3 separate regions of the Homo sapiens genome follow, and regions 1 and 3 are each linked to region 2. A link is a loop called in an ENCODE intact Hi-C map of the cell type or tissue named here. Cell type or tissue: ascending aorta. All regions are shown on one strand. Each heading gives the region's core, and the rest is flanking DNA. Links, peaks and the distances in the headings are about the cores only. Region 1 overlaps SUMF1 (sulfatase modifying factor 1). Region 2 has its middle 47 kb from the start of SETMAR. Region 3 holds the start of LOC105376933 (a long non-coding RNA gene).

Region 1 (7,537 bases), core at 87-5,086, 66 kb before region 2:
CTCCTTTTGAGAGGCCTATTCCAAACCTCATGACATGTTTAATCTTTACATTCTGTTTCCATTATTAGCGGGTCTATGAGGAAGAAGACGTCTGTCTTATGGATAAGTAATTGTGTCCTCCCAGGTTGCCACTGTGGAAGCCCAGGCCTTGGGTATAGGATTCACATGATCTTGAGTTCCAGATTGGAATTCTTTGAAGCCACCATCTAACTGGAAAACCACAGAGAGCCAAGTCGGTCAGCAAGTCTCCAGGGTGGCAAGGAAATAATTATCTCAAGCAAAAATAGAGTAACACTTTAAACCCTGGAGATTGAGCAAGGTTTGGGTTAGGACTCAGCATCTCAGCAGCCCAAGAAACCTGCTCTCCTAACCTAATTTTTCAGATGCAGTTTTTAAGTCTCTATTTTTAACAACATTCCTGGTTATTGCCCTTATTGTCGGGGAGCTGCGAGTATAGGAAGTTCAGCTTTAGGGATATAGCCCCTTGACAAATGTCAAACATCTTTCAAAGCCTCAATTGGAAGCCGCTGTGCTGCAATTAGGCTTCGAGGTGGAAAGTCATAGGATTCCTGGGTTTCTCAGGTGGACTTGGCTTCTTAGCTCCCAGTTAATATCTGCTTTCCTGAATTTAGTAACAGAGGAAAATGCTAAGGGAGGAAGGAAAACCCAAAAGGGGAATGTATGTTATCCATGCAGTCAACACCGATGGATCTTCTGAGAAGAGTACCTCTGTTGTCTGTGCTGGAAACAGTGACTGGCACATGATAGGTACTCAGTAGATGTTTGTTGAAAGAATAAATGAAAGGCCTGGTGTAATTACTGTGGGGAATTCAAAGGTGTATAAGGAATGGACTAGGAATTTGTAGCCCACTTTTAAAAAAGTGAGCAGGGAATTCAGCCAAAGCCATCTAGTGCTGGGTGAATGAGTCTATCCCCTTTTTCTCAGTTTTTTTTCCCCAAACTTCCACACCCTTTATACCCTCAGGAAAAAAAGACCGGCCTCTTGTAGAGGAAAAGTAGAAAGACACAGAATTGAAAGCCAAGGGTCACAGGTTGGGTTCTCTGGAAACAGAGGCTGAAACAGAGTTTAGGATGCAGAATGTTAGGGCCCCACACCTGTAGAAAGCAGGGGCCAGAGCAGGACTGGGCAGAGGGAGAAGTCAAAGCCACAATGCAGGTCCAACCAAGCTCCACCCAACACAGGGGCCTCTAGGGTGTATATGGCCCATAGGTTGAGCCACTGTAGGCTGAAATGGCTGGCTCTGTATGCCCCTGCTGTGGTTGGTTAGTCACTGGTTTCTCTGAGATGGCTGTCAGCTCTGCTGAACCCCAAAGGAGCTGAAAGCTCCTGCTGGCCCTCCTAGCAGCTGGAGTATCTCCGCATCTGCCATACCAATGACATTCTGTGGGAATCCGAGCCTACAAAGTGAAGAAATGTTTTGAGTCTAGTTCCCAGTGGAACTGTAACCCATTTGGGAGCCTGGGTTGTCAGAAACCGTTGGTGGAGCATGACAGATGTAGCATGGCTGGGGTTTGACTTAAGGACCAGGATGACCTCAGTGTCACAGATTGAACTGAGGGGGATTATGGGCGCTTTGCTGAAGCCAGCTCCTGCTTCTTGTTCTGATTGGTGTCACTTTTCATTCTACTTTTGCTCTTCCCCAGGCCGGATCATCCAGTTCTCCATGTGTCCTGGAATGATGCGGTTGCCTACTGCACTTGGGCAGGGAAGCGGCTGCCCACGGAAGCTGAGTGGGAATACAGCTGTCGAGGAGGCCTGCATAATAGGTATTTAGAGGATCTCATTTTGCCTGACAATATGTTGGTCATTTGAACAAACAAACAACAACAAAAAACTCCATGGAACTTACTTTGGTTAGAAAGTTAATAACGACAATAATTCTTTTTCTTATTTTTCCACGAAATTACTTAGAAGACACTGGAGAATGGGTCACAAATCTTTTATCACCCCTAAACCAAGTGTCTGGCCAAGTGGGCTCCCTCCAGCCCCAAAGCAAGTCTTAGCAATTCAACCCCCTTGAGTTACATATCACTGCTTAGAACTTCTTGGCAGACTGCCCTGCTTTTAGCATTTTCTTATTTTAGGCATCTCCTGAAGCAGCGGTATGTCTCTGCTTCTAGAGCCATGAGACAGAAAACTCATGTTGGGTTCACATCTTCTAGGAAAGGCTCCTTAAAATAGCCCAGGCTTTATAAAAAAGTGTGGTGTGGTGGTGCCTGATCACACTACCATATAAGTCCAAAATGAGGTCTACTCTCCCAGCTTTCTATAAGTCCTTCTTTTAGTTTTGTGATTTATTTCAGGCCTCCTGAGTACCTGGGCAAGACTGAGGCTGTTGTGGACGTGACATGAGAAGTTATAAGGAAATTGAAAATAAATCCTGATTAAAAGCTTTATTTATTTATATATATATTTTAACTGGCTCACTCAGAACAAGCAAGCAATGTTCTCTTTTTCATTGCATCCCTTCTCTTGACTTTCATCCAAAACCTGTGCCTGTTTGACAGGCTGATGCCTGTGTCTCTTCTGACAGACTTTTCCCCTGGGGCAACAAACTGCAGCCCAAAGGCCAGCATTATGCCAACATTTGGCAGGGCGAGTTTCCGGTGACCAACACTGGTGAGGATGGCTTCCAAGGAACTGCGCCTGTGAGTAATGAGACCTCTGCAGGAGGGTGGCAGCTGCTGAGAACTGAGGCTCCCAGTAGACATGGGGTGAAAGGCATTGCTCACTTTGTGACTCACACGGTGTTCCCTTCGTGTATGCATTCACTGTTGCACGTAGCAAATACTAATAATTAAACAGATTTTCTTTTTGTATAATGGATTTCCCTTTCTGATTCCATAATACTTACTGTAGATTATTTGGAAAAATGAGAAGACTATAAAGGAGAAAGCTAAACTGTCCTGGAATTCTACCACCCAGAAATAATACCTGTTAGCATATTGGTGCATTTCTTCCCCATTTGTTCTCTGTGTTGATGATGCTAATAATGGCGTGTAGTTATTGAGTGCTTGCAATGTGCTGGGCATTGTGCGCCAAGGCATTTGCATGAATTGTCTCATTTACTGTCCATTCAACTCTGTAAGGTAGGTACTATTATCCCCATTTTCCAGGTGAGCATTCTGAGGCACAGAGAGGTTAACTAACTTGCTCAAGGTTACACAGCTGGAAAGCGGCACAGCTGGAATTTGAACCAGGTCGGTTTATTTCCAAAGCCCATGCTCTTAACTACCGTATTTGCCAGCATATGTGTTTCTGGTGTATATGTATCATATTTTTTTACATATTGCATTTAGGTAAGACTGGATACAGTATTTAAAATCCTACTATTTTTTCCTGCCTATATCAGAAACGTTTCATCTGTCATTAGCAGTATGCCACAAATACATTGTCTTTCAGCAGCTGGATAACCTGTCATAAATAAACCCCAATGTATTTACTGGAAACAGGTTATTTCTGTTTTTTTTTTCTACAGTGAACATCTTGTACATAAATATTAACCTACGTCTTTGATGATTTTTGAAAGATAGATTAGATTCCCAGCAGTGAAATAATTCAAAGTCTAGAAAACTTTCTGGGTAAGAGTTTCAGATATATGGCCAAACTGTTTTCCAGAATGCTTGGGGCATGTTTTCCTCTATTGGTGTATAAGAAATCTTTTCTCACCGTTCTTTTGCTGGCATAATCATATACTCATAAAGCCATGTCTTAGTCTTAGTCCCTTTGTGCTACTGTAAGAAAATACTACAGACTGGATAATTTGTAAACAACAGAAATTTATTTCTTGCAATTCTGGAGGCTGGGAAGTCTAAGACCAAGGCAGCAGCATGATTGATGTCGGCTGCATCCACCAGAAGGGACTAATGCTGTGTCCTCCCCTGGCAGAAGGCAGAAGGCGGGCAAAAGAGCACTCACTTCAACCTTGAGCCATTTTATTTACTTATTTATTTATTTATTTTTGAGATGGAGTCTCACTCTGTCACTCAGGCTGTAGTGCAGTGGTGTAATCTTGGCTCACTGCAACCTCTGTCTCCTGGGTTCAACCAATTCTCCCATTTCAACCTCCCGAGTAGCTGGGACTACAGGTGCACACCACCACACCTGGCTAATTTTTGTATTTTTAGTAGAGACAGGGTTTTACCATGTTGGCCAGGCTGGTCTTGAACTCCTGACTTCAGGCGATCCTCCCGCCTCAGCCTCCCAAAGTGTTGGGATTATAGGCATGAGCCACCGCACCTGGCCCTTTGATGATTTTTTAAAGATAGATTCCCAGCAGTGAAATGATTGAGTCAAAGGTTAGAAAACTTTTCTTGGTAAGAGTTTCAGATATATGGTTGAATTATTTTCCAGAACACTTGGGGCATGTTTTCCTTTATGGGTGTACAAGAGTTCCTTTCTCACCATTCTTTTGTTGGCATAATCATATGCTCATTTGAAATGAGCTCCATTCCAAAGACACAGGTGATGGCTTTTGTGGCCCTCATTTGGACAAGACCGTGATAATCATTTCTTTTATTTTTCTGTCTGTTTTTTTTTTTTTTTTTTTGAGATGGAGTCTTACTCTGTTGCCGAGGCTGGAGTGCAGTGGCGTGATCGTGGCTCACTCCAACCTCCGCCTCCTGGGTTCAAGTGATTCTCCTGCCTCAGCCTCCTTAGTAGCTAGGATTATAGCTGTGCACCACAATATCTGACTAACTTTTGTATTTTTAGTAGAGACAGGATTTCGCCATGTTGGCCAGGCTGGTAGGTGATCCTCCCGCCTTGACCTCCCAAAATGCTGGGATTACAGGCATGAGCCACTGCGCCTGGCCTGTGATAAGCATTTTTGATGAACCAAACGAATGATATAAGTGCCTGTTCATTTTAACAAAAGGCCATGACAGGGTTTTCTTGGACAGTTATGCATATTTGACAGCACTTGCAGCTACAGTTTCTTTTCTATTTAATTACATGAGCTACCAAGGAATATAGAGCCATTTACTCTTCTAAAATCAGTGTACCTTTTCAAAAAATACAATGTTCAATATGAAATAAGGACACTCTACAGATGTTTAGAATTGGAATATTTGACTGAAAGTTCAGCATATGTGTGGGAAATTGACCTGAAGAAGTTGCCATGGAAGTTACTAAAACAGATTAGAACATTTACTGGGAGTCCTAAAGGAACCAATTTGACAAACAGGACTAGAGGAGAAAGCAAGCAAGCCAGCCAGAGAGAGACAGCTGCCATCTGTGTTTAGAATGAGTCTTAATGAGATCTCTATCTTATGGCAATCGTTTACACGTAGTATCTCAAGTCCACCTAAGCTGCTCTTTTGTGTCCACATGCTCTGGTCAACTGGAGCAGGAATTTAACTTTGATAATGAGATGGACTACAGGGAAATAGCTCCCTGACCTGATATTTCATGTATTTATTATTTCAGGTCTCATTTTATTTATTTGAGACAGGGTCCTGCTCTGTTGCCCAGGCTGGAGTGCAGTGGCATGATCACAGCTTACTGCAACCTCAGCCTCCTGGGCTCAAGTGATTTTTCCACCCCAGCCTTCCAAGTAGCTGGGACTACAGGTGCACACCATCATGCCCAGCTAATTTAAAAATTTGTTTGGGGCCAGGTGCGGTGGCTCATGCCTGTAATCCCAGCACTTTGGGAGTCTGAGGCAGGTGGATTGCCTGAGCTCAGGATTTTGAGACCAGACTGGGAAACACAGTGAAACCCCGTCTCTACTAAAATACAGAAAAATTAGCCGGGCGTGGCAGCATGCACCTGTAATCCCAGCTACTCAGGAGGCTGAGGCAGGAGAATTGCTTGAACCCAGGAGGCAGAGATTGCAGTGAGCCAAGATCAGGCCACTGCACTCCAGCCTGGGTGACAGAGTGAGACTCTATCTTAAAAAAAAATTTTTTTTTTGTGGAGGTGAGGTCTCATTGTGTTTCCCAGATTGGTCTTGAACTCCTGTCCTCAAGCTATCCTTTTTCCTCAGCCTCCCAAAGTGCTGGGATTACTGGCATGAACCACCACACCCAGCTAGACCTGATTTTATACTGAGCAAACTATTTTGACCACAGTGAGACTAAAGAATTTACATTTTGCCATTCTGCTTGTTACACAATGATTAATTTTGGCTTTAACGCATATCAGCTTATTCATCTGAAAATGTGCCAGGAGTATTCTCATATACATTTGTTTGCTTTTGAGGTTCCTGAGAGGAAGCTTTAGTTAGTAGATTGGTTTAATAGCAGGCAGTTAACATTTTTATTTTCCTTAGTGGCATACTCACCTATGGTAATTTTAGGGGTGGTGACCTCCACATTCTACTTCACTTAAACATCAAATTATTTAAGGTGGGTAAAGAAAAAAATACCCAAACCCTTGAGTAGGTACTATTATTTTTCCCATTTTACAGACAAAATAGCACCCATATAGGTTAAGTTGCTTGCCTAGTGTTAGCTGTTAACTGTTGGTGTCACTGGGTCTGGTGCCTCATGCTTATAATCCCAGCACTTCGGAAGGCTGAGACAAGAGGTTTGTTTGAGCCTAAGAGTTCAAGACCAGCCTGGGCAACATGAGGAGACCCCATGTCTACAAAAAATTCCAAAAATTAGTCGGTTGTGGTGGTGCACACCTGTGGTCCCAGCTACTCGGGAGGCTGAGCTGAGAGGATCGCTTGAGCCTGGGACGTTGAGGTTGCAGTGAGCTGTGATTGCATCACTGTACTCCAGTCTGGGTGACAGAGCAAGACCCTGTCTAAAAAAAAAATAGTATTGATGCACACATAGGACCTCAGGCAGACTGATTTGAGAGCACCTCCACCTGTGCTCTATAAGTCTGGAAAATGATTCCTTCCTCCAGTGTTTGTTTCATCTGTTTTTGTTTGTTTGTTTGAGACGTAATCTCGCTGTGTCACCCAGCCTGGAGTGCAGTGGTGCCATCTTGGCTCACTGCAACCTCTGCCTCCTGGGTTTAGCAATTCTCCTACCTCAGCCTCCTGAGTAGCTGGGATTACAGGCGTGCACCATGCACCTGCCTGGCTAATTTTTTTGGTATTTTTAGTAGAGACAGGGTTTGACCATGTTGGCCAGGCTAGTCTTGAACTCTTGACCCCAGGTGATCTGCTCACCTTGGCCTCCCAAAGTGCTAGGATTACAGGCATGAGCCACGGCACCTGGCCTGTTTCATCTTTTAACCGCACTTGCTCCTCTGGCTCCTTTCCTTGTATTCCTGAAATAACTGAATTTCTTCTTTTCCTTCCTACCTCTCCCAGCTATTACTCTACCATGCTCTTTTTGATCATCTCCAAATTGTTGAAAAAGTTGTTTATGCCTGTGGCCTCTTCGTTCTCTTTTGAACTCTGAGCCCTATTTGAAATCTGCCCAGACAACTCTACTTTTGTAAAGGAGAATGCCTTCAGCCAGAAGCTTCTCTCTCTTGCGAGTTTCTCTGACATTTTATTTCCCTCTCTTACCCTACTCATCCCATTCTGCATTTCAGAGTTGGATTTTGAGTTTTGGG
Region 2 (10,545 bases), core at 2,281-7,280:
GGTCAGATAGGATTGCTCTCCCGCCCTTGGGTCTGGGCCATATTTGACAAACCCCTTGTTTTCTTTGCCGAGGGGAATGGAAGACTGATCAGAGCAACTCTTTTCTAGCATATTAGCTTGGACCTCAACAGGGTAATGCTAGAAGCTGTGAATGAACACTTAGGGGAAAAGTGAAACCACTAACAGACTATCAGAAGAGCAGAGATAAGGCTTTCCTTGTCAGGTGGCACTGATAAAAGGTTCACCTACATTTACTTTGGTGCCTGTGGTGAAGAGCCATTGGTTGCATTTTCAAAGTCCACAATTTTTCTCTGCTCTACACCTTTGCCAAATAAGATTTTATTTATTTACCTTTAAATGACATGGGAAGGATGTCGTTTTAATCTCTTCAATCACTGTCTTTTATTTTTATTTTTCTGAGACAGAATCTTCCTCTGTCATCCAGGCCCGAGGGCAGTGGTGCAATCATGGCTCACTACAGCCTCTACCTCCTAGGCTCAGGTGATCCCCCCCACCTCAGCCTTCTGAGTATCTGGGACTACAGGCACATGCCACCATGCCCAGCTAGTTTTTTTTATTTTTTATTTTGTAGAGATGGAGTTTTTCCATGTTGCCTAGGCTGGTCTTGAACTCCAGGGCTCAAGCAATCCACTTGCCTCAGCATCCCAAAATGCTGGGATTACAGGCGTGAGCCACTGTGTCCGGCGTCACTGTCTTTAAAAGGCAGTTTAGCATCGTGGGTAGAGAGCCTTGGGATAAGATTGTCTGGGATCATATCCCTGCACCACCACATACGTAACTGTGCCACTGTAAGGCAAGCAATGTCCTCTAAGGTAAAATGGGAATAATAATACCTACCTTGTGGGGTTGTGGGGAGATATGAGAAAATGCAAAAATAAAGTGCTTAGCACAAAGTACTTGGATAAGTGCTTCCCAGATACTGGGATAAGTGCTTCCTAGGTACTTGTTCCTGTTATAAATATGACTATTAGAAGCAAAGGAGCAGGAAGGTACTACCAGATGGTCCTGGGCAGCCATGGAGTTACAGCCACAGAGAAGAGGACAAAATGGGCTAAGAGTAAGAAAGAACAAAGAGACTGCATAGAAAAGCTTAACCTTGACCCCCATATCAAACATTAAAAAAGAAAAAAGCTGGCATGATTAATCCCCAAACTTGTGTTAGTACTTGAATTTGGAAATACCTGATCCTGCGCGGTCGGTCTGTCCCACGAAGTTCTCACGGAAGGGGAAAGTGAGACCTGGTTATCGCTACCTATATTGTGAAACTCTGGGTATTTTCTTCTTGAATCCACCTCACAAAGAACCTCTAGCAGGTTTAATACCAATGGAAAAGTCATTTGTGGACATAACAATAATTAAAAAGAAGGAAAAACGAAAAGGGAGGATAGTCTGTTGGCCCATACTGTGTTGATCTGCCTGTTCAAGGTTTTCTGTGGTGTCTTCAGTGCTAATTTGCATTTCAGTTTTAGAGAATAGTTGTTTGGGTAGTTCTGCCTCATTGTTTACATTCTTACTTCTTATTTAATCCTTCTTTGATATTACTGGTTCAGGATTTTAATTCTAACTACATAAATTACCAGACTTAAAAATCAAGATGGGGGCTGGGCAGGGTGGCTTATGCCAGTAATCCTAGCACTTTGGGAGGCCAAGGCAGGAGGATCACTTGAGGCCAGGAGTTCATGATCAGCCTAGGCAACATAGTGAGACCCCATCTCTACAAAAAATAGAAAAATTAGCTGGGCATGGTAGCATAGTCCTATAGTCCTAGCAACTCAGGAGTAAGACTGAGGTGGCAGGATTGCTTGACCTCAGGAGTTTGCTATGATCACACTGCTGCACTCCAGCCTGGGTGACAGAGCCATACCCTGTCCCTAAAAATCATAAAAATGAAAATAAACAAATGAAAATCAATATGATGTCCAAGTAGAAGGGTTCAGGATGTGGCAGACAGAACTCACTACAACCTGTTGTAGGAGGTTTTATCTAGCTCAGCAGTTCTCCAAGTGTGGTCTGGAGACCCCAGAGACCTCCAGCCCCCTTTCAGGGGGCCTGTGAGTCAAACTGATTTTCATAATAATATTAAGATGTTGTTTGTTTTTTAAATTATCTAAGAGTATACAGTAGAGTTTTCTAGAGACTGTATGATATGTAGCCTGAGGGCTCACAGAATATGAGCTTGTATATTTTTATGTTAAAAAATTAGGCCGGGCGCAGTGACTCACGCCTGTAATCCCGGCACTTTGGGAGGCCGAGGTGGGCGGATCACGAGGTCAGGAGATCGAGACCATCCTGGCTAACACGGTGAAACCCCGTCTCTACTAAAAATACAAAAAATTAGCCGGGCGTGGTGGCGGGTGCCTGTAGTCCCAGCTACTCGGGAGGCTGAGGCAGGAGAATGGTGTGAACCTGGGAGGCGGAGTTTGCAGTGAGCGGAGATCACGCCACTGTACTCCAGCCTGGGCGACAGAGTGAGATTCCGTCTCAAAAAAATTCCTAATCTTAATTTTTTCTTAAAATGTAAAGATGAGGGTCTCACTATGTTGCCCAAGCTGGTCTTAAGCTCCCGGCCTCAAGCCATCCTCCTGCCTCCAGCTCTTGAAGTTCTGGGATACAGGTGTAAGCCACCATACTTGGGTCAATCTTTTAATATGTTCAATGTCTGTAGATATATTGCACATTACAGAAATTCTGTGGGGTCCTCAATGATTTCTAGGAGTGTAAAGGGATCCTGAAACCAAAAAACCTGAGAGCTGTTCATCTAGGAGAAGAGCAAGGTCTGACAGTGACTGAATCTGTCTTGGGAGAAAATGACAGCCTTTCTCCATCTCTTCTAAGGACGGTCAAAAAGAATTGGGTTTAAATGACCTCAAGAGCAAGTTAAATTAACTGTTCAGAAGCACTTCCTTCCTGTTTGTTTTGGGAGACCTCTTAAATGTAGAGGTGAATTTGCTTCCCTGGCCCCTTCACAGACAGATGGCCCTGCCATGGGGTTGTCACCCTTTTTTTTTTTTTTTTTTTTTTTACACGCAGCAATAATGGACCTACATCCTTTGGAACATAATTCTATGCATGGACTACCCTCAACAATCCTGTAGTTGGAATCACTTTGTATAAAATGTCTCCCAAAAAGGGCTTTGCAAGTATTCGGTGCAAGTCATGGAAGATTCCCTGACTATTGCAGCCTCCACTCAAGGTGACATTGTGGTGGGACCCTGCCATGTCCCCAGCCATCTTTCCCCAGATGGTGGCTGTATTATAAAGCCATTGAGGAAGGTGAAAGTGTTACTTTCTGAAACAGCTCACTTTCTCCTGGTAGACTGTGTTCATTGTGCGGTAAATTGTGGTTGTTCTATGTCTTCTCTTGTCTTGGCTGGTTTGCTTTCCAGGGCCAGGCACTGTACTGGAGGCTTTGTGTACATGACCTAATTTAATTTGCAGAGTAGTTTTTGGGGGGGAACTGGTTATTTTTGGTTAATATTCCCAATGTGCACTTAGAAAACTAGGACTCAAGATGCCCCAGGTGACACGGTTGAGTGAGGCAGAACCAGGACTCACGCCATTTTTGTGACTTCCGTTCTCTCTACTGTATCATTGAGTCCATTGTTTTATTGTGAGTTTGGGGTGGGGAGTGGTGGACTGAAGACGGGAGATTACTGGGGCAAGGGATAGCTTGCAGGAGTAAAAAGGCAAAGAGTGAGGAGGTGGAATGGATTAGTGGTTAAGAACATGGGCTCTGGAGCCAGACTGTCTGGGCTTAAATTCTTCTCCTACCACTTACTAGATTTGTGACTTTGGACAAGTTACTAAATCTATTTCTTCTTCAGATTTTGAAAATTATGTGCAAGTACTTCTAGAAAAGGTACAATCAAGGCAGGAGGGTTAAAGCAGTCAGTATAGAGGGATCTGAGTGTAAACCTTTGACCTGCTTTAAATCCACTCCAAACTTGAAGGGTTGATGCTTAGTCACACTGCAGAAATTATTCTCAATGTGGTAATGAAGTGGCCGAGGCTACGACTACACATTTTTGAAAGACGTGTTTCCATCACACCTCCCTCCCCACCCATGTGTCACTTCTTTTTTAAAATGATGATGTTACCCTAAAGAAATGGACTTTTTTTTAGGGGCGGCGTGGAAGAAGGCTTGGGTGCATGGAACACATTCATCCACTGGAAAACATGATCAAAAGGTGCATTATCAGCTCATTCGTTCCAGGCACAAATACATAAAAAGAATGTGGCTGATAAAGACGACTGAGATCAGTGTGTGAAGAATGAAAGGAAAAGTGTGCTGCGTCATCCTCATGAAATAGCGGTCTGAAAAAGTATATGAGAGGACTTCCTTGATAAGATTAAATCCCCTGCTCTTTGTAAAACGAGGCTAAAGTTTCTTACTTGCTTCTCCTAACTCTGTGGCTGGGCTCAAAAATGGGTATTGTTTCGTTAAGACTCAGTTTCAGGGCAGCTTCCAACTCAACATTTGCTTCTGTTCCAGAACATTTGTAAAAATTTGATTCAGAGCAGGGAGGGTGGGGAGACCTCACTAATATGGGAAACATATTCACATTTGTAATTTTATATTTATTAATAAAACTATTTGCTTCAGGACATATTAGGCAAGCCAAAGGCTGAATCACATTGATGATTGCCTGTGAGCTTTTACCTTTGAACAATCTCTTGTGGAGCCAACCCTTGTACCTCCGTCTGTGGGTATGGTTTTCCGTGGAGTGGTAGCTCAAAGTGGTTTTATGTGTGATGTTCTCCCTCTAGTGGCCAGTTTGGGTTTGTTGTATTGGTTTGATTTTTTTTTTTCTTTTTTTGTTGTACAAATGATCTCTAGAGTTGGCAAACCTTTTATTTAGGGGTAGTGTGGATTTGGGAAGGCTAGGAGGTATGAGCAAAAAGGGAGGGGGTGCAAAATTTTATTCCATAGGTGAAACAGTTATTCTAAAGTGTTTGTTCCAATTGCTAGCTTTTTAAAGAGGAGGAAGAGAAGGAGATAGAGAATGTGACCTGCAGAGGTGAAGAGAGCTCTGGAATAATTTGTCATCTTTTTACTGTAATCATTTTCTGAACTTCTACTGCTTTAATTAAGAATTATCTCATTTTTAACTATTTATCAAGTTTCTTTGAAAATTTATTATTTTTTAGTTATCAGAGCTTTAATATACCTAGGTAAAATTAGAAACTCAAAGCATAAATAAAATTTGTATAGAAGCTCCTCATTCTGTGAGTTTCTGGTCTTCTCCCATATCCATGCCAATAGGTGACTACTATCAACAGTCTATCTTTCCAGACTTTTAAAAACGTATTTACAAACATTTATACTACATGTATATATGGATATATATTGAATATATATACACACAATTATACACACACAATTATACACACACAATTATACACACACACACACACACACACGCATATACACACACAGAAAGTGGTGGCTCAAGCCTGTAATCCCAGAACTTTGGGAGGCCAAGGTGGGCAGATCACGAGGTCAGGAGTTTGAAAACACCCTGAACAACATGGTGATTTTATATACTAAAAAATGGTGATTTTTTAATACTAAAAAAAATACAAAAATTAGCCTGGCGTGGTGGTGCATGCCTGTAATCCCAGCTACTCGGGAGGCTGAGGCAGGAGAATTGCTCAAACACGGAAGGCAGAGGTTGCAGTGACCCAAGATCGTGCCACTGCGCTCCAGCCTGGGCGACAGAGCGAGACTCCATCTCAGAAAAAAAAAAAAAAGAAAATAATACGTAATATATACAACTTATTTTTTTTATTTCTTCTAAAAAAAAAAACCGGATGCATGTACAGAACGTGCAGGTTTGTTACATAGGAATACATGTGCCGTGTTGGTTTGCTGCGCCTATTGACCCATCCTCCAACTTCCTTCCCTTCACCTCCTACCCCGCAACTGGCCCTGGTGTGTGTTGTTCCCCTCTCTGTGTGGATGTGTTCTCAATGTTCAACTCTCACTTGTGAGTGAGAACATGTGGTGTTTGTTTTTCTGTTCCTATGTTAGTTTGCTGAGGATAATGGCTTCCAGCTTCATCCATGTCCCTGCAAAGGGCATGATCTCATTCCTTTTTATGACTGCATAGTATTCCATGGTGTATATGTACCACATTTTCTTTATCCAGTCTACCATTGATGGGCATTTGGGTTGGTTCCATGTCTTTGCTATCGTAAATAGTGCTGCAAGGAGCATACATGTGCGTGTGTCTTTATAGTAGAATGATTTATATTCCTTTGGGTATATATCCAGGAATGGTATTGCTGAGTCAAATGGTATTTCTGGTTCTAGATCCTTGGGGAATCACCATACTGTCTTCCACAATGTTTGAACTAATTTACATTCCCACCAACAATGTAAACACGTTCCTACTTCTCCACAGCCTCACTAGCCTCTATTGTTTCTTGATTTTTTAATAATCGCCATTCTGACTGGCGTGAAATGGTATCTCATTGTATTTCTCTGATGATCAGTGATGTTGAGCTTTTTTTCATATGTCCATTGGCTGCATAAATGTCTTGAGAAGTGTTTGTTCATATCCTTCACCCACTCTTTGATAAGGTTGTTTGTTTTTTTCTTGTAAATATGTTTAAATTCCTTGTAAATTCTAGATATTAGACCTTTGTCAGATGGGTAGATTGCAAAAATTGTCTCCTGTTCTGTAGATTGCTTGTTCACTCTGATGACAGTTTCATTTGCTGTGCAGAAGATCTTTAGTTTAATTAGATTCCATTTGTCAATTTTGGCTTTTGTTGCAATTTCTTTTCACATTTTTGTCATGAAGTCTTTCCCCATGCCTATGTCCTTAATGGTATTGCCTAGGTTTTCTTCTAGGGTTTTGTTTGTTTGTTTGTTTGAGACGGCGCTTCGCTCTTGTTGCCCAGGCTGGAGTGCAATGGCGTGATCTTGGCTCACCGCAACCTCTGCCTTCTGGGTTCAAGTGATTCTCCAGCCTCAGCCTCCCGAGTAGCTGGGATTACAGGCATGTGCCACCACACCTGGCTAATTTTTTTTTTTTTTTGTATTTTTAGTAGAGACAGCATTTCTGCATGTTGGTCAGGCTGGCCTCAAACTCCTGATCTCAGGTGGTCAACCCGCCTCAGCCTCCTAAAGTGTTGGGATTACAGGCTTGAGCCACTGTGCCTGGCCTCTTCTGAGGTTTTTATGGTTTTGGGTTTTACATTTAAGTCTTTAATCCATCTTGAGTTAATGTTTGTACAAGGTGTAAGGAAGGGGTCCACTTTCAGTTTTCTGCATATGGCTAGCCAGTTTTCCCAACACCATTTATTAAATAGGGAATCCTTTCCCTATTGCTTGTTTTTGTCAGATTTGTGAAAGATCAGATGGTTGTAGATGTGTGGTATTGCTTCCGAGGTCTCTGTTCTGCTCCATTGGTCTATATGTCTGTTTTGGTACCAGTACCATGCTGTTTTGGTTACTGTAGCCTTGTAGTATAGTTTGAAGTCAGGTAGTGTGATGCCTCCAGCTTTGTTCTTTTCGCTCAGAATTGTCTTGGCTATCCAGGCTCTTTTTTGGTTCCATATGAAATTTAAAATAGTTTTTTCTAATTCTGTGAAGAATGTCAACAGTAGTTTGATGGGAATAGCATTGAATCTATAAATTACTTTGGGCACTATGGCCATTTTCATGGTATTGATTCTTCCCATCCATGAGGATGGAATGTTTTTCCATTTGTTTGTGTCCTCTCTTATTTCCTTGAGCAGTGCTTTGTAGTTGGAGAGGTCCTTCACATCTCTTGTTAGCTGTATTCCTAGGTATTTTAATCTCTTTGTAGCAATTGTGAATGGGAGTTCATTCATGATTTGGCTCTCTGTTAGCCTGTTGTTGGTGTAAACGAATGCTTGTGATTTTTGCACGTTGACTTTTGTACCCTGAGACTTTGCTGAAGTTTCTTATCAGTTCAAGAAGTTTTGGGGCTGAGATGATGCAGTTTTCTAAACGTGAAATCATGTCACCTGCAAACAGAGACAATCTGACTTCCTCTCTTCCTATTGAATACCCTTTATTTCTTTCTCTTGCCTGATTGCCATGGCCAGAACTTCCAATACAATGTTGAATAAGAGTGGTGAGAGAGGGCATCCTTGTCTTGTACTGGTTTTCAAAGGGAATGCTTCTAGCTTTTGCCCATTCAATAAGATATTGGCTGTGGGTTTGACATAAATAGCTCTTATTATTTTGAAATATGTTCCATCAATACCTAGTTTATTGAGAGTTTTTAACATGAAGGGATGTTGAATTTTATCAAAGGCCTTTTCTGCATCTATTGAGATAATCATGTGGTTTTGTCATTGGTTCTGTTTATGTAATGGATTATGTTTATTGATTTGTGTATGTTGAACCACCCTTGCATCCCAGTGATGAAGCCCACTTGATTGTGGTGGGTAAGTTGTTTGATGTGCTGCTGGATTCGGTTTGCCACTCTTTTATTGAGGATTTTTGCATTGATGTTCATGAGGGATGTTAGGCTGAAAGTTTCTTTTTTTGTAGTGTCTCTTCCCGGTTTTGGTATCAGGATGATATTGGCTTCATAAAATGAGTTAGGGAAGAGTTCCTTCTTTTCAATTGTTTGGAATAGTTTCAGAAGGAATGGTACCAGCTCCTCTTTGTATTTCTGGTAAAATCCAGCTGTGAATCTGTCTGGTCCTGGGCTTTTTTTAGTTGGTAGGCTATTAATTACTGCCTCAATTTCAGAGCTTGTTATCGGTCTATTCAGGGATTCAACTTCTTCCTGGTTTAGTTTTGGTTGGGTGTATGTGTCCAGGAATTTATCCATTTCTTCTAGATTTTCTAGTTTATTTGTGTAGAGGTGTTTATAGTATTCTCTGATGGTAGTTTGTAATTCTGAGGGATCAGTGGTGATATCCCCTTTATCATTTTTTTATTGCATCTATTTGATTCTTCTCTCTCTTCTTCTTTATTAGCCTAGCTAGCGGTCTATCTTTCTATTAATTTTTTCAAAAAACCAGCTCATGGATTTGGTGATTTTTTTTGAGGGTTTTTTTGTGTCTCTATCTCATCTTCAGTTCTTCTCTGATCTCGGTTATTTCTTGTCTTCTGCTGGTTTTTGGATTAGCTTGCTCTTGCCTCTCTAGCTCTTTTAATTGTGATGTTAGGGTATCGATTTGAGATCTTTCTAGCTTTCTGATGTGGGCATTTAGTGCTATAAATTTCCCTCTTAACTCTGTTTTAGCTGTGTCCCAGAGATTCTGGTACATTGTCTCTTTGTTCTCATTGGTTTCAAAGAACTTCCTGATATCTGCCTTAATTACATTATTTACCCAGGAGTCATTCAGGAACAGGTTGTTCAATTTCCATGAAATTGTGTGGTTTTGAGTGAGTTTCTTAATCCTGAGTTCTAGTTTGATTGCACTGTGGTCTGAGAGACTGTTTGTTATGATTTCAGTTCTTTTGCATTTACTGAGGAGTGTTTTACTTCCAATTATGTGGCCGATTTTAGAATAAGTGCCATGTGGCACTGAGAAGAATGTATATTCTGTTAATTTGGGGTAGAGAGTTCTGTAGATGTCTACTAGATCCACTTGATCCAGAGCTGCGTTCAAGTCCTGAATATCCTTGTTAATCTTCTGTCTTGTTGATCTGTCTAATACTGATAGTGGAGTGTTGAAGTCTCCCACTATTATTGTGTGGGAGTCTAAGTCTCTTTGTAGATCTCTAAAAATTTGTTTTATGAATCTGGGTGCTCCTGTATTGGGTGCATATACATTCAGGATAGTTAGCTCTTCTTGTTGCATTGATCCCTTTACCATTCCCTTCTTTGTCTTTTTTGGTCTTTGTTGGTTTAAAGTCTCTTTTGTCAGAGCCTAGGATTGCAACCCCTGCTTTTTTTTTGCTTTCCATTTGCTTGGTAAATTTTCCTCCATCCCTTTATTTTGAGCCTATGTGTGTCTTTGCATGTAAGATGGGTCTCCTGAATACAGCATGCTGATGGGTCTTGACTCCTTATCCAATTTGCCAGCCTGTGTCTTTTAACTGGGGTATTTAGCCCATTTATATTTAAGGTTAGTATTGTTGTGTGTGAATTTGATCCTGTCATCATGATACTATGTGGTTATTTTGTGCACTAGTTGATGCAGTTTCTTCGTAGTGTCATTGGTCTTTATAGTTTGGTGTGTTTTTGCAGTGGCTGCTACCAGTTTTTCTTTTCCATATTTAATGCTTCTTTCAGGAGCTCTTGCAGGGCAGGCCTGTTGGTAATGAAATCCCTCAGCATTTGCTTGTCTGGAAAGGATTTTATTTCTCCTTCGCTTTTGAAGCTTAGTTTGGCTGGATATGAGATTCTGGGTTGAAAATTCTTTTCTTTAAGAATGTTGAATATTGGCCCCCACTGTCTTCTGGCTTGTAGAGTTTCTGCCAAGAGATCCGCTGTTAGTCTGATGGGCTTCCCTTTGTGGGTAACCTGACCTTTCTGTCTGGCTGCCCTTAACATTTTTTCCTTCATTTCGACCTTGGAGAATCTGACG
Region 3 (10,545 bases), core at 2,147-7,146, 230 kb before region 2:
GCATGAGGTTTTGTTTTGTTCGTTTTGCATTTTTTTTTTTAATTCTTCTGGGTAATCTTAATGAGCAGTCATCCAGGGTTGAGAACCTGGCTTGATTCTGTTCCACATGAGGTGGGAGGCTGGTTAAAGCAGGCACAGGATGACCCAAATGGCTTTATAAGGACCACTCCAGCTCCAGCCATGGTAGAAAGACTGTGAGCCATCAGGACTGGAAACAAGGAGATCCACTACTAGAAGGCCACAGCAGTCATTCCAGACTAGTGACACTCACACTGCAATTGCCTGCAAACTACCTGGGCATCTCCTCCAATGCATGTTATGATTCAGGGGGCCAGGAGAGGGGTTGAGATTTGCATTTCTAAAAAGCTCCCAGTTAATGTCAATGTTGCTGGCTCCACAGATCACCTTAAATAGCAAGGATCCAAACCAGTGTTTTTCAAGCTGCAGATCACGACTGAAACTGGGTCATGAAATGGGCCTCAACCACCATTTGTTTTTTCACGAAATAAGAGAATGAAATATCAGACTATACTGCAAACAGTAAAGGTAAGTACTGCTTTGTGAACCTTTTGCTTATATATATGAATATGTCTCCTAGGTTGCAGTTTTATATACACATATATGTGTGTATTTTTTTTGAGACACAATGAGACAGCATTTCACTATGTTGCCCAGGCTGATCTCAAACTCCTGAGCTCAAGCAACCCTCTGCCTCACCCTCCCAAGTAGCTGGGAGCACAGGTGCACGCCACCATGCCCAGCTGAAATAAATTTCTTGCTATGAAGTGCAGTCAAAGAAGTCTGGGAAACAATGGTCTGGGTAGCACAATGACGGTTTAGAGCAGAATGAGGGCTGTAGACTAGGTGGTGAGAAGTAGGCAAATTGGGACTATAACTGAAGGCCTAGAAAACTGGACTCAGATGGCTAAGATGTGACGTGTGAGGGAGGGAGAGAAATCAAGACACTACAAGCCAAAACAGTCACTATACATCACGATGGGGAAGACCAGGGATGGAACAGGTTTGAGGCAGGGAGACACTGCCAGTTGGAGACAAATTATGTCTAGTATGCCTGTGAAGTCCATTCAAGTGGAAGTGTCACTTAGAAAGTTGGAGATGCACATTTAGCTCTTGGGAGACAGATGGGCACTGGAGAAACAAATCTGTTAGTCATCAGCACATTTAACCTCAAGGAGTGGATGAGATCATCTAGAGAGTGAACACAGATAGAGATGAGAGCCAAGGCCGAAGCCCGGGACCAGCCCAGCATTTAGAGGTGAGAAAGCGGAAGAGAGAGTCAGGGAGATCCAGAAGGAACAGCAGAGGAAGTTCTGGAGAACCAGCAGAGAACTGTGTCTGCAAAGCCAAGTGAGAAAATGACTTCACAGCTGCTTTGAATACACGTTTAAAAACCCAGTGTAATATTAAAATACACCCCACTAACAGGCTTTAAAAAAAAAAAAGAAACAGGTATGCACATACGTAAGTACACTCAAAGAAAAAAGTCTGCAAAGTTACAGAGCATTCTGGTAATAGCTAGCTCTAGGGTCAGGAAGAGAACAAGGAACAAGCCTTTGCAGCAAGAATATGAGAAGACTGTATGCATCTACTTCTTATATAATAGAAAATCATTTCTTAAACCTCTTAATGATTCTGATATGCAGCAAGGTCTAGGGATCCCTCAGTGGGGGTGCTTAAGGGGACAGCTAAGCATCAAGTGTCAGATTGAACCAAATGTCTTTGAGGACTTTGTGATTTTATATGACTAATTTCATACCAAGAGGGGGGAAAATCAATACAGTCTTAACAGAGCAGGCTTGGCAGTAAATATGCTTAGGGAGAATCTCCCTACACAGCTTCTATTTTGGATTCCAGCAGGCTATTTAACAAAAGTCAGATGAGAGGTGTTAAAACCTCTGCAGAAGCTGTCTTTAAGAAGACTCCAGGAAGCATGATTTGCAGCCTTCAGTGACAAAGATTAGATACTAAGCTACTAATTAGCAATGCTTGTCTTTTTAACAAGTCCTTCCCAAATTGAGACAGTTTCTCTTTCAGTATCTTCCCATTTTGCTCCTTTTTCTCACTTTATCCTGTGGGCAATTACCTCCAGTAGGTTGTTGGAAGCCACAAATTCCAGCCAGTGTGAGACACAATCCACTAAATAGACTGAAAGGGTAAGAGAGTACAGTCAAAATGCACAGTCCAGACCCCAGCTACTCAAAATGAGAAGTGTGGGCCGGGCAGGGTGGCTCATGCCTGTAATCCCAGTACTTTGGGAGGCCAAGGCAGACAGATCACCTGTGCTCAGGAGTTTGAGACCATCCTGGCCAACGTGGTGAAACCCTGTCTCTACTAAAAACACAAAAATTAGCGGGGCATGGTGGCATGCACCTGTAGTCCCAGCTACTGGGGAGGCTGAGGCAGAATTGCTTGAACCCGGGAGGTGGAGGTTGCAGTAAGCCAAGATTGCCCCACTGCACTCCAGCCTGGGCAACAGACCAAGATTCTGACTCAAAAAAAAAAAAAAAAAAAACCATGAGAAGTGTGAACCAGCAGCATCAGCAGCACTGGGTGCTTGCTAGAAATGCAGGCCCTTGGGCCTCAGTGCAGATCAGATAGCAGGCTGTTTCGGAATCTGCATTTTAATAAGATCACACAGTACACCTGCAAAGTTTGAGAAACTCTGCCTTAATGCAAAGCAAGCCGGTCGTCGAAATCTCCAGGGAAATGTAAAAAATATTTATTCCCGAGTCTTATACCAACTGCAAGGATGGAGCCAGGGAATATAATTTTTTGAATCTCCCGGGTGATTCCCAGTACAATCAAGCTTGGGAATCAATGCCTTAGAGAACCCGCAGGTCGGAGACCTACCTAAGAGGTGTATGAACAAGAGTCAGAGAAAACCACAATAAGGTAACAAGTGAAGGGAAGTTTAAAAGAGAGCATAGCAACAAAGCAGGGCAAAGATCTGGCCTCATGCAAGAAACAGTGATCACCAAACAAACCAATATGCATTTAATCTAGGTAGTCCTTGTACCACGAGCTCCAGAGACTAGTTGTATTAAAAAAAAAAAAAAAATCCAGCCTGGGCAACACAGGGAGACCTCATCTCTCCAGAAAATTAAAAAATTAGCTGGGCATGGGGACAGTGCCTGCAGTCCCAGCTACTCAGGAAGCTGAGGTGGGAGGATGGCTTGAGCCAGGGAGGTCAAAGCTGCAGGGAGCCATGATCGTGCCACTACACTCCAGCCTGGGTGACAGAGCAAGACCTTGTCTCAAAAAAAAAAAAAAAAAAAAGCACTCAAGGCTACTTGCCGCCAGACAGTGACTTAAATAGCAGTAAGAAGCAGCATAGCAAAGCAGTTAGGCCGTTTCTAGAGTCAGACTACCAGGGTTAACACTTCTAGCTAACCATGTTGCTGTGGGCATGTTAATCCTCTAAGCCTCAGTTTTCCTCAATAGTAAACCAAGGATATGACTAGCACCAGCCTCATGGTGTTGCTGTATGGTAGAAACGGGTAAAGCTTTCAGAACAGAACAGGTGCAACAAAAGTATTAAAAGTGCATGTTACCATGTATGTTTATTGCGGCACTATTCACAATAGCAAAGACTTGGAACCAACTCAAATGTCCATCAGTGATAGACTGGATTAAGAAAATGTGGCACATATACACCATGGAATACTATGCAGCCATAAAAAGATGAGTTCATGTCCTTTGTAGGGATATGGATGAAGCTGGAAACCATCATTCTCAGCAAACTATCACAAGGACAGAAAACCAAACACTACATGTTCTCACTCATAAGTGGGAATTGAACAATGAGAACACATGGACACAAGGAGGGGATCATCACATGCTGGGGCCTGTAGGGGGCTGGGGGGCTAGGGGAGGGGTAACATTAGGAGAAATATCTAATGAAGGTAACAGGTTGATGGGTGCAGCAAGCCACCATGGCACGTGAATACCTATGTAACAAAACTGCACGTTCTGCACATGTAACCCAGAACTTAAAGTATAATATAAAAGAAAAAAGAATTACACAGTTAAAAAAAAAAGTGCATGTTAGGCTGGGTGCGGTGGCTCATGCCTGTAATCCTAGCACTTTGGGAGGCTGAGGCAGGTAGATCACTTGAGGTCAGGAGTTCGAGACCAGCCTGGCCAACATGCTGAAATGCCGTCTCTACTAAAAATACAAAAATTAGCCGGGCGTGGTGGTGCACACCTGTAATCCTAGCTACTTGGGAGGCTGAGACAGGAGAACTGCTTGAACCTGGGAGGTGGAGTTTGCAGTGAGCTGGGATCGTACCACTGCACTCCAGCCTGGGTGACAGAGTGAGACTCTGTCTCAAAATAAATAAATAAGATAAAAAATAAAAGTGCATGTTAGTAGTAGTAGTAATCATAATTAGTATGACAAAGAGTTTTGTGTACCAGGACTGATAAGGACAGGTAACTAAATCCAACTGAGAGACAGAACTCTCTAGTGCAGAATGACTTAAGGCAGTTAAATCAAAACATTCTGTATATTCTATATAGAGAGGTAATTGGTTGGGTTTCTATGCTTGGCCCAGCATTAGGCAAATAGGTTCATAACATACCTAGCATATTGCTTTGAATTTTCACAAATTTGCTAGCTATTTTCTAAAAGGAAACAAATACCCAGAAGAGTATAGGACTGAACTGAGTATCAAGATGACAACACAACTGCCCGGGCAGGGAACAGCCGCACACAGTTAGGACCCTCGGAGGGTGGGTCTCACCAGCTCTCACTGACGTGGGTAGACCAGTAATACACTCTGACAGTGGGCAAGTCAGTTTTCATTCTGGTGTTTCACATTCAAAAGCTACCCTTCTGTTTTTCTCCTTTACTCCCTCCACCCAGTCGATTTCTAGATGTCTTGTATTTGCCTCTTCATTTGCTTCATTTTGTCTCTTCATTTGCTTCATCTCCTATGATGGGGACAGTCCCTTAACTTCACACCTACACTCCAGAAATGAACTGCAGGGCAAGGGAGATGAACGGGGGTCTTTCTGTGACAGGCAGGGCTGGAAGGGAGAAGCAAAGCCAAAGACAAAAAAAGCCTCCACCAACAGGTTCTTGAAAATGAAAGTGAGTTCCGGAGCTTCACTAATTCTCCCACTGAGTGGCAGCCTCCGCATTCTGGGAGGGAAAAACGTTTCCTTCGGCCCCCTCCCTCCAAACTCTTAATAAATTCAACTTCCTTTCACAAAAAAAAAAAAACCCACTAACTCTCTGGGCAAAGAGAGAAGGATTCACTTACATCAACCTCACTTCCTCTCCTCTCCTCTCCTCCCCGCTTCCCCGTTCCCACCTTTCATCAGAAAGAATATAACTATCTTTCTGAGGACTGGGGGGCCTGTAAACTTCGTTTTTAGGCTAAGACACAAAACGAATATAAGCTCCAAGGAATAAGCCACATCTTCTCATCTCTTTAAAACTTAGGCTAATTATTTTTACAACAATGCTACTTAGGAACCAGAGAAGGATAAGTTGTCAGGATTCTGGATTCCAGTTGGTTTGGGGGACAAGAAGGGGGTGAGGTGGGTGCTGAGAACATGACTTCATACATAATGAACATGAGAAGAATAAGTTTCCCTATAAACAACATCAGAGGAGGTACTGAAGATAATAATAAACTGTGAGCTTCATTAAAACTTAGGATGTGCAAATTTAACGTGAGCAAAATTATGTGTTTCTTATAAGGGATAGGAAAAAGCCCCCAAAGAGATAGAAAGAATGCAGAAATGAAAAGGATAATTGGGGAAAAGGCAATCTAAATACCAAGACCCTGGGAAAAGCGAGAAAGCCATGCCCATTCCAGGCCCTTGGACGAAGCAAAAAAGCCAGCATCTTTTGTGAGTACCTAGTTTCAAAGGGAAGTTTACATTGAACTATGTATCTGATGTGTAAACATCTCATTAGTGAGGGGTACATCACCACCAGCCATGGGTGGTGAGAATTCTTCAGGGTACCCCCATCCTGCAACTGCCCCAGTTCAAATCAGATACCCCAGAGCTGCAACCAAGCTCAAGTTCCCAGCGCAGAACTAGATGGAAGTGGGAAATAGTCCTTGAAACTGGTGAAACAGCCCTTTCCAGGAATAACGAACCCCGCAGCTTTACCAAATAAGGCAAGTGAAAGCTAAAAGCCAAGGAGGAACAGGCTCAAGCTGTATCTTTCCTAAAACTAGCCAGCTGGATGATAGAAATGTGAGTATCTCAATTCCACTAGCCTGGATTGCACAGGGGAAGAGAAAATGCTGAGAAACTACAAACGGAAAAACATTTTGCCAAGGAGAGGCCTGTAACGCACTCATCCCAGCCCCTGCAACAACCTTCAGGAAGTTTCAAACCCACGAAGCTGCTAAACATTCCCTGTGAAACACATAACACAAACTGGAACGGGTGTCCATGCTATGATTAGTGAGAAAAAAAAAAGTTAGTGAAAAAACGCTAACTTTTTTTTCCCAAGTCTACATTTGTAGAGTTTTAGAGCATGAAGTTCAGATATAACATGGATATTATCATAAAGTGACACAATGAATTTCCATTTTTGAAACTGAAAATATTTATGAGACCACTTCCATTTAAACGTTTATTTAGCTGTATTTTTTTGCTTCCAAAGAAGGTCCAAATCCAATTTCCTGTTGTAGCAGATCTCCCTTATAGGAGAAATGGCTTGATTTTTTAGAAATCTTCTTCTTCTCCTATATGCCAAGAGTTTGTACATGCTGAGAAAATTTTAAATAAATATTGGAGAGGAAGATTGCTAAAGTAAAGGCTGGTGGGTGAAAAGAAAGAAAGAAGGAAAATCTGCCTAGGGTTCTGATTTAGATTTCACCACTGTCTTCTTCAGGTCTCAGACAACGTGCCACCAGCCCAAAGAGCACAGACATACTAAAGCAGAGGCAGCAGCTTCCCTGAAGCACGCACAGAGCTGGAAGAAGGAGAACACATTCCATACATTTTTCTAGAAAGTCTAGTATTGCTTTCACTTCCCTTGAGTCATTTAGGTTTCTGAAAGCTAATCATCTCCCAGAAAAAATCTAACAGATGGTAAGACACTTTCACAGCCATAAAGAGATGTATACAAAGGGTTAAGAGGCTTAGAAAGAATACGTTGTCCAGTCAATTGCTAGTCTGTTCCAGAATGAATCCTCTCTATCCACTTCCTTTTCATGCAACATGGTCAACCACTCATCATCTTGGATCTTTTTTTGTCCTTGAAGTGTGGAGCTGATAACACAAATCTCAGCAGAATAGAGAAGCACACAAGACTATGTCCATCTTCACACCCACACCGGAGAACAGGCTGAGTGCATACACATGGACGCGTGGGGAGAAGAGGAGGTGACCATCCGTCCCTTCACAGCATGCTAACAATTTTGTCAACTGGCTCCTCAACATACTCAGGCTGGGGTGGCGGGGGTGGGGGAGGACATTTTCCTACAGACACAGTAGGAACATGGCCTCTAGGCATTAAATTAACCAGCGGTTTCTTTGGCATGTTCGAACAAGTCTAGAACCCAAAGCGCATATGCTAAGGGGAGAGGAAAATTGCCTACTTGATAAAAATAAGCGGTATCTAACCTCTGAGCTCAGAGCTTGATTTCTGATGCCAGTTTGATAAGACTGGCAAATGCACTTCTTGGTAACAACACTGAGGCCAGTACGGGAGCACCGAGTATTCAAGTCTCACACATAGCATGACTTAAGAAATGACAGCAGCATTAGGAAATGTGCTAAAATTTTTAAAGGCGTAACAACCCTGTCTTCTGGTTACCCTAACCTGTGATCTGTTTATTTCCATTTTCCTTTTTAAAAAAAAAAAATCCTAAAAAAAAATAAAACTCACAAAATCTTCAAGACCCAAACAGACTATTTCTTTTAAGCAATAAAAAAGAAAAAAGCCTGTCTAAATTATTTTAACAGTTTGTGTGGGCAAGATGACATTTTGAGTCCACAGGGACAACTGTAGGTCCCTCCAACACCAGAAAAGCCTCAGAATGACCTTGCAAAACTAGTTCTTGGGCACAATTCCTGCCGTACACTATTTAGTTATAACCAGGGCAGAAAACAACACGGTTCCCCCTACAGTCATTTTTGCATCACAAATGGTTTCTGAGCATTTGGTTATTTTTAGCACTTTATACAGTGGAGTCTGCACAAAGCAAAAATAGATGTTTGCTTCATATAAAACTTGTAATGGGGTGGGTGTTGCTTGTTGTCCCAGACTCATTTAATACTGAGTTGAGATGGCTCCCAATATAGATTACCACTACCATCCCAAATATTCCTAAAAGAGGCTCGTGGAGAATATGGCAACCCACCTAAAACTGATGTAAAAGCAACCACCATACACCATACTGGTCTGGGAAGAACAAAGAAGCCTTTCCTGGGAGTTTTTAACCCTACACCAGGGAGTGAAGTCAGGACAGAGACTAGCATAGCACCACAGCATCACTGCAGATGTGTTTCATCATGCAGACCGCCTTCTGAAGAGGACAAGACTCACATGGGCCTCTCTGTAGCACAGAAGGTGCTGACCTTGCCTGGTCCTCCTCTACCCTGCTGATGCTGCCTCGGCAAAAACACTCTCCAAGGTGGCTGGGCTGTCGGGGTGGATTTGGGAACCTTCTAAATGATCCTTGGGGGAATTACTTGGAATTTTTTATCAGTATGTGAAACAAGCGGTATTTTAAGCTTCTGAAACGTTTGAGTTTGGTATGTGGAGGAGTCGGGACAGGTTTATATCCCAGGTCAACACAATTAAGTCTTATGAGTTATGGAGTTCAGAGGTAGAGAGGTTAGTTAACTGCTCTGGCACCTAACGTGATTGGTATTTACAGAAGAAATATTGGCTGCTCCGAGATGGAAACGTTCACTCCTCCTGCCTGACGTTACTCTTACTGTCGGAATCTGCTCAAGGGCGCCACTCACCCTATGTGCCCACTGTATCCCTCTTCCCCAAGAGGCGGCCCCATTCAGTGACTGGCAGGTTTGGGAGAAGGACTAGGCATGCTCAGTACAGCCTCTGCGGCTTGCTCACTGAGGATCTGTTGTAATGGGCTCAGCAACAGAAATTCTGGCCCTGCAAGAGGTTGGGGGTAAGGACAGTAGTGGAGGACTATGAACAACACCTGGGACGGCAAGGCAAAGGCCACATCCTTGACACGCTTTACCAGTGAGCTGCAGGACACAGGCACAGCAAGCTCTCTGCTGTTCATCTGTCACCTCCCCGTATCACTTGTTCTCCTGCCAGGGACATTAGGAGATTAGATGACTAGGCTAATTTGAACAATTGGCTTGGCAGTTCTTACAAAACAAAAGGTGGGGGATCTGTGGGGTTCTCCTGTCCTGCCCCCACTTTGAGAGGGTAATGTGGGTCATAAGGAATGGCTGGATGAGTTAAAAACCACTTGTTTGAACCAAAAGCCAGACAATCCTTATCGAACCTAAAACTTAACCTTCCTCCTCACTCCTGAATACTTAATGTTAATATCCTCCATCAAGGGCACGTGAACCATATATGCTTTAAAAAATAATAATAAAGGTTTTTTGGTTTTTTTTTGAGACGGAGTCTGGCTCTGTTGCCCAGGATGGAGTGGAGTGGCATGATCTCGGCTCACTGCAAGCTCCGCCTCCCGGGTTCACGCCATTCTCCTGCCTCAGCCTCCCGGGTAGCTGGGACTACAGGCTCCTGCCACTACGCCCAGCTAATTTTTTGTATTTTTAGTAGAGACAGGGTTTCACCGTGTTAGCCAGGATGGTCTCGATCTCCTGACTTCGTGATCCACCCGTCTCGGCCTCCCAAAGTGCTGGGATTACAGGCGTGAGCCACCGCACCTGGCTAATAAAGGTTTTTTTTAAGGCTGAATTTAACATTCAAAATACAGTTAGATCTAATTGTGCAATACAGATATAATATGCCTGGAATCTTTGGGGGATGGAACTATAAAGAAAATGCAATGAAGGAGAACAGTCCCACAAAGTCTCTGTCTAACCCTGATTCAAACAGCACCAGAAAGAACCCATCATGCCATCTGATAATGCCAATTTTCAATTCTCTATCATTAAAATAAACAAAAACCCTGACTCAATATACTTTCTAAAATGAACTTTCCTACGGAAAGGAAGCAAGATCCGTAACAGGCTTTTTGTTTAAAGGGAAACCACCAAAGATGGATACACTCAACTTGTGATTGATTAACCAATATTTCCTTTCTCTAAGCAAAGCCAGAAACCAATTTCAGAGTTATTTAACCTGCAGGTAGAAAATTAATTTCCATGAAGATAGCTCTTGATCAGGTTACAGAATCTATATCATACTTCCTCTAATCTATTATTTTCAATGTTTAAGCTGTATAATATATGTTATACATATATACATATTCAGCCATTTAGTAACAAGTATTTAGAAATATTTATTGATATTAATAAGAAATTATCATCAAAATTACATAACTAATATTTACAGGGATCAGCAAATGCTCAATCGTATTGCTACAATGTAGCAGTAAC

Evidence for each region. A loop is a pair of places that touch in the nucleus more often than their neighbours do. Peaks named below come from ENCODE experiments on the same cell type or tissue, not always from the same donor. Only the 100,000 strongest peaks of a DNase experiment are listed, where the experiment ranks them.
Region 1: it touches region 2 in a loop (2.7-fold over the local background); 9 of 110 quality-filtered maps call a loop at or near these places.
Region 3: a loop joins it to region 2, with 4 times the contacts of the local background. A loop is called at or near these places in 36 of 110 quality-filtered maps.

What each region holds. Positions count from the first base shown.
Region 1 is chr3:4,412,261-4,419,797 of GRCh38, reverse strand. It overlaps SUMF1 (sulfatase modifying factor 1), which reads left to right. Exons shown (of 9, transcript NM_182760.4): 5 at 1,666-1,788; 6 at 2,556-2,670. It also overlaps the pseudogene MRPS10P2. Among named protein-coding and RNA genes, the nearest start is that of SUMF1, 51 kb to the left of the region's middle. In ascending aorta, for the core only: a CTCF peak has its summit at 2,729; DNase peaks (open chromatin) are centred at 2,057, 2,647 and 3,067; H3K27ac peaks cover 3,709 bases.
Region 2 is chr3:4,345,230-4,355,774 of GRCh38, reverse strand. It overlaps a transcript of SUMF1 not described here. Among named protein-coding and RNA genes, the nearest start is that of SETMAR, 47 kb to the right of the region's middle. In ascending aorta, for the core only: a CTCF peak has its summit at 4,781 (motif pointing left); DNase peaks (open chromatin) are centred at 4,126 and 4,731; H3K4me3 peaks cover 973 bases; H3K27ac peaks cover 2,445 bases.
Region 3 is chr3:4,579,260-4,589,804 of GRCh38, reverse strand. The region is part of intron 4 of ITPR1 (inositol 1,4,5-trisphosphate receptor type 1); the gene reads right to left. It overlaps LOC105376933 (a long non-coding RNA gene), which reads left to right and starts at 5,587. Exons shown (of 2, transcript XR_007095798.1): 1 at 5,587-6,234; 2 at 6,881-7,885. In ascending aorta, for the core only: a CTCF peak has its summit at 5,134; DNase peaks (open chromatin) are centred at 5,162 and 6,124; H3K4me3 peaks cover 2,668 bases; H3K27ac peaks cover 4,560 bases.